Linked DNA regions of Homo sapiens: region 2 is linked to region 1. A link is a contact called in ENCODE Hi-C or POLR2A ChIA-PET data. All regions are on one chromosome and are shown on one strand. The core of a region is the stretch at or near the end of the contact, and the rest is flanking DNA. Distances in the headings are between cores, read along the strand shown. Region 1 overlaps KIAA1217. Region 2 overlaps KIAA1217.

Evidence for each region. Hi-C counts contacts between places; a loop is a spot of excess contacts on that map. ChIA-PET counts read pairs that join two places held with the same protein, here RNA polymerase II (POLR2A). Pooled maps may share reads with other maps.
Region 2: a loop to region 1 is called in a map of naive thymus-derived CD4-positive, alpha-beta T cell, with 18 times the contacts of the local background. The contact joins two enhancer-like sites. A Hi-C loop is called at or near these places in 14 of 168 maps with a recorded cell type or tissue (CD4-positive, alpha-beta memory T cell, Caco-2, GM11168 and 11 more), 9 of 37 single-sample maps with no recorded cell type and 13 of 50 pooled maps. POLR2A ChIA-PET finds 5 or more read pairs at or near these places in 3 of 52 experiments (BJ, HEK293 and MCF 10A).

The regions. Positions count from the first base shown.
Region 1 is chr10:24,502,460-24,505,770 of GRCh38, reverse strand. All of the region lies in intron 9 of KIAA1217, which reads right to left. Among named protein-coding and RNA genes, the nearest start is that of ARHGAP21, 220 kb to the left of the region's middle. Within about 2 kb of position 1,910, at least 3 of the 41 ENCODE cell types and tissues checked have a DNase peak (open chromatin) inside an H3K27ac peak, as active enhancers do.
Region 2 is chr10:24,415,258-24,418,789 of GRCh38, reverse strand. All of the region lies in intron 3 of KIAA1217, which reads right to left. Among named protein-coding and RNA genes, the nearest start is that of MIR603, 140 kb to the right of the region's middle. Within about 2 kb of position 1,534, at least 9 of the 41 ENCODE cell types and tissues checked have a DNase peak (open chromatin) inside an H3K27ac peak, as active enhancers do.

The DNA of each region.
Region 1 (3,311 bases), core at 661-3,160:
TTCTCTTGGGAAGGGACAGTAAATTCTCAGGAGTCCTACAAATGTAATGAACAACCCAATTTTTTATTTATCAGGAAGCAGAATAAAGAGATTGGGGATGAAAGAAGTAGGAGGTCGCCATCCTCTCTTTATGCCAAGCCTATCTGGCCTCCACAGAACCTGTACCATCTCTTCCAGAAGCTTCTCTCTCTCTCCTCAGCCACCCACAAGGAGGGGAAGAAGTGCAGTCACTTCTGTAGATATGGGATGACTTTGGTAAAATCCAAGTACTGTGGCATTTTGGGAAAAAGATGTTCATTATTTAGAAAAAGTGGGCTTTTTTTCAAAATGATATCAGGAAAGGTAACAGGCAAACATAATCATCATTGGAGGAGAACATCTGTTAGGCACAAAACCTTGACAAAACCCTTTCCCATTGTTGCTAGCTAATTACAGACCCAACCGTTATTTGGGAATGGGAATATCACACTATAAAGGTTCCATATAGCTCTCATACCAAATGTAGCTAGCAGAGAACATACTAGATTAGCCACTGGGAATGAGGTGCATTGTTTGAAGTCAAGGCTTTAAGTCATTGGTAATAGCTGGCTATCTCAACATTTCCAGGAGGTGTCTTCATGGACTAAGCATTCATATTACCTGTAGCCAAGAGGTAAAAACAGTAGTTTTTACCCTGGAATGTTCTAGAGTCACCAGTGCCTAGCCTCCAGTCCGTGCCAGTGAAGTCAGACTCTGGCCATCGTGCCTGAGCACTGGTATTTTTGCTAAGGGTTTCAAATAATTCTAATGAGTAGCCAGGATTGAGAACCACTCTTAGACCGATAACTCCTGTGAAATTGGAGAGCAGAAGATAACATGAACAAGCTTTTAGTGGTTTCCTTGATCTTCTGCTTAGGTTCCCCTTGTCCCATTGAAATCTACCCACCCCATTGTGTCTGCAACAAATTTCTATTCCTGAGAATAATCCATCAGTTTTGAAAATGAAATGCTCAAATAGGATATGCTCTACAGTCTAGGATTTTCCAATGATTTAATTATCTAATTACTGGAGCTGGCTGCCAAGCACAAATGGTTTTATTCAGTTTCACTATTTTATAACACAGTTCAAAGAATATTTGAATTTCTAATTCAATTTTTGTTCTTTTGAGACTAGTCTAGTGTTTCGTATATCTCTAATGATAGCTCCATTATTGGACTTAGAGCCACTGTGCGGCTGCAGTTCATTTTTGGTATATAATACCGCACATGTTGAAGGAGAATTGGTGCCGAGATAGCTTAATTATTCTAAGCTGTTTTTGTCTTAAGTAGACTCCCTCGATTGAAAAGACAGAAGTTTGATGGGGAGGAAAGCTGAATGGGACCCAGGGAATACAAATGCAGAGGTAGAAACAGTAACAGCCAGGTTAGGAAACACCATGCTTATTTTTCCCTGCGAGTCTGCGCTTTAGAACTGCCCAACTTCCCAGGCTCAAAAGCACATTTGCTCACTGTTCTTTATTCCCAGAAAGCCAGAAAAGTTGAGTAGTTCTGGAGCAATAAAGAAACTTGTGTGGTTAACACAGCATTCCTAGACCTTGACCAAAGACCTTCTTTGTTTAAGAAAACTGCTCTTTTTCACAAAGCTGCACAGTTCAAGGGTTGCAAGGCGAGACAAGTGTGAGAGATCCCTCCCAGCCGGCCAGAGGACCAAACTACGCCAGCCACTGATGGGGTGACGCTGTAGCTACAGACATCAAGAGAGCCTTGGTATCAAATTCACCTCTAACGCCTGTGAAATTCCCAGGGGAAGTGCGGCATTTATGCTAAAGCAATTCCATCCCTGTCCCCAAACCAACAAATGCTCACTTTTGAGAGCAGTTAGGTACTTCCATACAAATGATATGTATGTTTTTCTTAAAGGGCGCAATGAGGAGGTAACAATTTCGAAATGGCCAGCAGATGGTGCCAAAAGGCAGGAGCAGTGAAGGGAAGGGCTTGACCTCCAGGAGCCCCAGGTAAGAACGAACTTGGGAGCCGATAGGCCCCCTCTGAACTGCAATTGTGTCCTTTGGCCTGCAGAGTACTCAGTAATTAGTTTTCAATTACTTTCCAACATTTTTAAATGGCGGTAATTCATATAAAACCTGTGTCTCCAGATTTGCTTGAAATATTGAAACATCTAGAAACACTGGATACTTATTCTATCAGGTTAAGAGCCAGTTGGAACTGAGTGGCTACTATCCTTTAAAGGGGCCAATTTACTGTGGTCTCTCCTCCATTTCACTTGCTGTTACTGCCCGGACACTGAAGACATGTGACTTTGTCACCCCCTGACACAACCCAGCCCAACCCGTACACTTCATTTCATTGCAATGTGTCTTTAAAATTGCAAAGCGAGAGGAAGCTAATGCAAAGGATGGGGCCATCACAGACGATGAGATTCACTAGGAGATTTAAATGAATTTGCATCAGATGTTCAAGGTATCTGGGATGTTGCCTAAGAGACAGAGTAGCCTTTGGAGATCAGAGCCCTCACTCTTCTAGCAACCGTCATGATCCATGCTGGGGCCTTGGGGCAGGTCTCTCAAACCAGCTGCCTTTCTGTGTGTTTTCTGGTAGGCAGAGGGCAAGGGGAAATTGTTTTCTTAGCTTTCATTAGGTGGTTAAACAACTTAGGGCTTGTGCTGTCGCTGTGCTGAAGAAGCAGAACCGATTGGAAGCCTTTTTCCTATTAGAGGAAAGGGCTCAGGAGGTTGCATCCCCATGGCTGCTCCAGGATCCTGGATACATTTATCTTGTTTTTTTTGAGACATAGTCTTGGTCTATTGCCCAGGCTGGAGTGCAATGGTGCTATCCTGGCTCATGCAACCTCTGCCTTCCACATTCAAGTGATTCTCAAGTCTCAGCCTCCCTAGTAGCTGGGACTAGAGGCACACCCCACCATGCCTGGCTAATTTTTTTTCAGTATAAATGGGGTTTCACCACATTGGCCAGGCTGGTCTTGAAGTCCTGACCTCGTCATCCACCTGCCTCGTCCTCCCAAAGTGCTGGGATTACAGGCATGAGCCATGACACCTGGCCCTATCTTCTAGCACTATTTGGATTATGAGCTTCTGGAAGTCAGGGAGGATATCTGTATAGAGCCTAGGCCAGCACTGTATCCTCAACGACCAACCTACCAGCCAGGGCAGGGAGGTGGGAGAAGGTGCACAGAGCAAATATGTGGTCTCATGCAGAGATGCACATCTCTACCTCCTTATTACCCAGGAGACAGCTTATTCTGCTTTGGCAGATTTACGGGATTTGTTGACCAAGATTCGTGACCTGAAGGG
Region 2 (3,532 bases), core at 285-2,784, 87 kb after region 1:
ATGTTTTCAAACTATCAAAAAGACTCTGGGTGTAATTTCTTTTTAAAAAGGGTTACAAACACTGCCCCCTAGGAGATTTATACTTCCTGCATTTTCTTCAATTACAGTGATTAGCAGATTTAGGCGCAGAGATTATGGACTTTAGTGAGAAACTGCCTGAGTTAATCTAAAATTTTTCTTGTGTGCTAAAGTATTGGTATTTTACGTAGTGATAACCAGTAGTTATTACAGAGGAGTGAATATATCTTTAGAAAGTTTTCAGCATGAAGTGCTATTTTTTATGTAATTTGCGTGTAGATTTAAAAAGCATCAATGTGAAGTGTATAAATTTTATTGTTCAAGATTTATTTTCTACTATTGGGAAAAAATTATTCTTTTTGAAAAGGCACAACCTGTTTGGTCCTCAAGTTGGGGGAGAAAGATACTGGGGAAGTATCAACTTGATTAGCTTTTCCACTCTGGTAAACAAAAGTCGGGATCCCAGGAATTTCCAGGATAAACTACTTTCCAAGTGGAAAGGAAACAGTGTTGGCTGGGCGCAATGGCTCACACCAGTATTCCCAGCACTTTGGGAGGACAAGAAGGGAGGAGGATCGTTTGAAGCTAGGAGTTTAAGACCGGCCTGAATAATATGATGAGATGATCTCTACAAAAAATAAAAAAAAAGCAGCATTTTTTTTTTATTGGTGGTGGCAGATGCCTGTAGTCCCAGCTACTACGGAGGCTGAGGCAGGAGGACCCGGGAGCCCAGGAGATCAAGGCTGCAGTGAGCTATGATTGTACCACTGCACTCCAGCCTGGGTGACAGAGCAACACTCTGTCTCAGAAAAGAAAAAAGAAAAGAGGAGAGGAGATGACAGAAAACCATGGTGCTTGCTCCTTTATACTTTTATTCCACTTAAGTTATGTTAATAACCAAAAAAAAAAAAATCAAGCTATTCTTTGACAACAAATATAAACAAATGTTAGCAGATCTGTGGCTGTGGGATTCCATTTCACAGGACGGACACCCTAATTTTTCAAGCTCATTTTTAAAAACAGTAAATGTGGGATGCTTAGATTCCATAAAGCCTTATCCTTGGGTACCACTTCTTCCCACCTCTTCCTTTTCCTCACTCTCATTCGTAGACTTCACACCATGGTCTCCTTCCTCTCCACTGTGTCTCAATGGCCAGCCGTCCACGGGGGTTCCCTGTCCTAGCAATTCTAGTCCGCATCAGTCTATGCTCTCGTGGAAATCACCCCCTTTCTAGCAGCTCAGGGGAATATTTTAGGGAAACAATTCCCATCAGTCTGTGAATGATTGGTCTTTGCCACCCTCACACTTAGGCGTGCATTTATTCATGTGGCCCTCAAGCGTGAGTGCCTCAATCAAAAGGTAACACTGCTCACGGGCAGCTATGGAGAGAGACTTGGGAACACTCAAATTTCACGCCTTGCTTTTTTGTTCCCCAGATCTACTGAAGAAGGCAACAAAGTTGGAAATACGGCCAGCCAGGGAGGGTGAGGCAGGCTCTCAGCAGCTGTTCCTCTTCTGGGCAGATTTTTCTCAGCTTCTTCTTAGGTATCTGAGGGGGAGGCTCAGATTTTTTTCCCCAGAGGGTGGGGAGAAAGACTGTGTGGGCAGTTTGAGGAAATTCATATCACGCTGGCCTTCATCTTGGAGCTCTTAAAAAAAACAAAAGACTCGCTGTATCTCTTACGTGACCTGAAAACATAAAGGAACCTAATCCATCCATTGCCAGCTCTCATAGAAATGATCAGCTTCCCTAAATCCTTGTGACTGACTTGATGGAAGTACAGGGATTAGGGGTATAAGTCCTGAAGGAATAAGGGTCAAACTGTGGAATGGAGGAGGAGTCTGGGAAGGGAGTCCTTGTCCCGTAATCCTTGCCTGACATTGGTGTATGCACCCCTCACACTGAGGGGTGACCAAAGAATGCTGTTTGCAGGGCACATGGAGGGAACCTGCCCGTGTAGTTGAGGAAAATCACTCACGTGTGCCTGAGCCTCCTTGCAAAGCGGAAGGGAGCTGGAGGGAGGATGAAGAGGAGGGAAGATGGCTTGCTGCAGGCTGGGATGTGGGGGGGACCCTTCCTGATCACATGATCCAGCCCACAACTGTGAGGGCTCAGAGAAGTCTAAAATCAAATCTGGCATCCTCGGTCATCGTGAAGGTAAATTTGTCAAAGTATGAGGATAGAACACATTTTATCTAATAGTTTGTTAGCTTGATTTATACCTTTAAAAATATTTAGACATGGGCATATACAAGCCTCTGGATTCTTGCCCCAGGCAGGCTTGTGTGTGATGCAGAAAGACAAGGGGTGTTTCCCAAGCGTCAGCATCAAAGCCAGGAACAGAACCTTCTCTGCCTTTTGGCATTCAAGTTGTGCTGTCCACTCTATGAACAGGTTATTTTATTTTTATTTCTTAAGTAGTGCTATGGAGGTGGATACCTGAGTACCCTCTACTTCTGCAGGGATCTGATTATTTTTGGTTTTATGCTAGTAGCAAAAACTGAGTCACGCTGAGCTGCTTTTAGGGTATCCAAAGTTTATATATTGGGGAACAACTTTTGTTACCATTTACGCTCTAAAGTTTTCCTGTTACTGTTATGTAATAATTACGTCGTTATTTGTTCAGTCTCTGGTTCACTACTGAAAGCTTTCAATAGGCTTTCCTAGGGCTGTTAGAAAAGTTTCCTCCCTTGTAACAGGGTACAGCTGCCCTGGGGACACTCTCAGGCAAATCCAGCCTGACTGCAGCCTGAAGCCAGCAGCCAGCCGGATCATCCCTTCCTAGGCTAGTCCCTGGCTCTCTGCCCACTCCCCTCCCTGGGTCTCCCTGCTGTTCCCAGCACAGCTCCTCCCACGTCCTCAGGCCCACGCCACAGGGTGTGGATCTGCTGGCAGCCTTGTCTGTGTCTTCTGCCTTTACACACCCTGCCCCTGTGGGAGAACTGGAATGTCCTTCTCTCAGCCCTGGCCAGAGCAATAAAGGGGTTCCTGAGGGAGCTACTGCTTTTGAGGGTCCAGAGAGATGGCACTGAAAAGGGCCCAATTCTCTAAGGCTGGGGATGAGTGCTCAGATCACAGTCTTGTGTGTGAGTGTGCAAGAGTGTGTGAGTCTCAAGCAAAGGCGGAAGGGGGTTGAGACCGATCTGTTGGCCTCATGTTCAGATCTAGGTCATTTGGTGGCTTGTGTTCTGGTAGGGAAGGGGGTTTTTACAATGTGTTTGTAAGGCTTATCTAATGTTTGTAAAGTCTGTAAAGTGTATCTTTATATGCTTTTTTTTTTCCCCAAGAGCAAGTGGGAAAGAAGAGTCACTGCTAGTGGAAGTACAGGTGCAAGGAGGGTAACAAGATATCAAGTGGCTGGGTGTGGTGGCTCATGACTGTAATCCCAGCACTTTGGGAGACCAAGGTGGGTGGATTACCTGAGGTCAGGAGTTCGAGACCAGCCTGGCCAACAAGGTGAAATCCTGTCTCTACTAAAACTACAAAAATTAACCGGGCATGGTGGCAGGTGC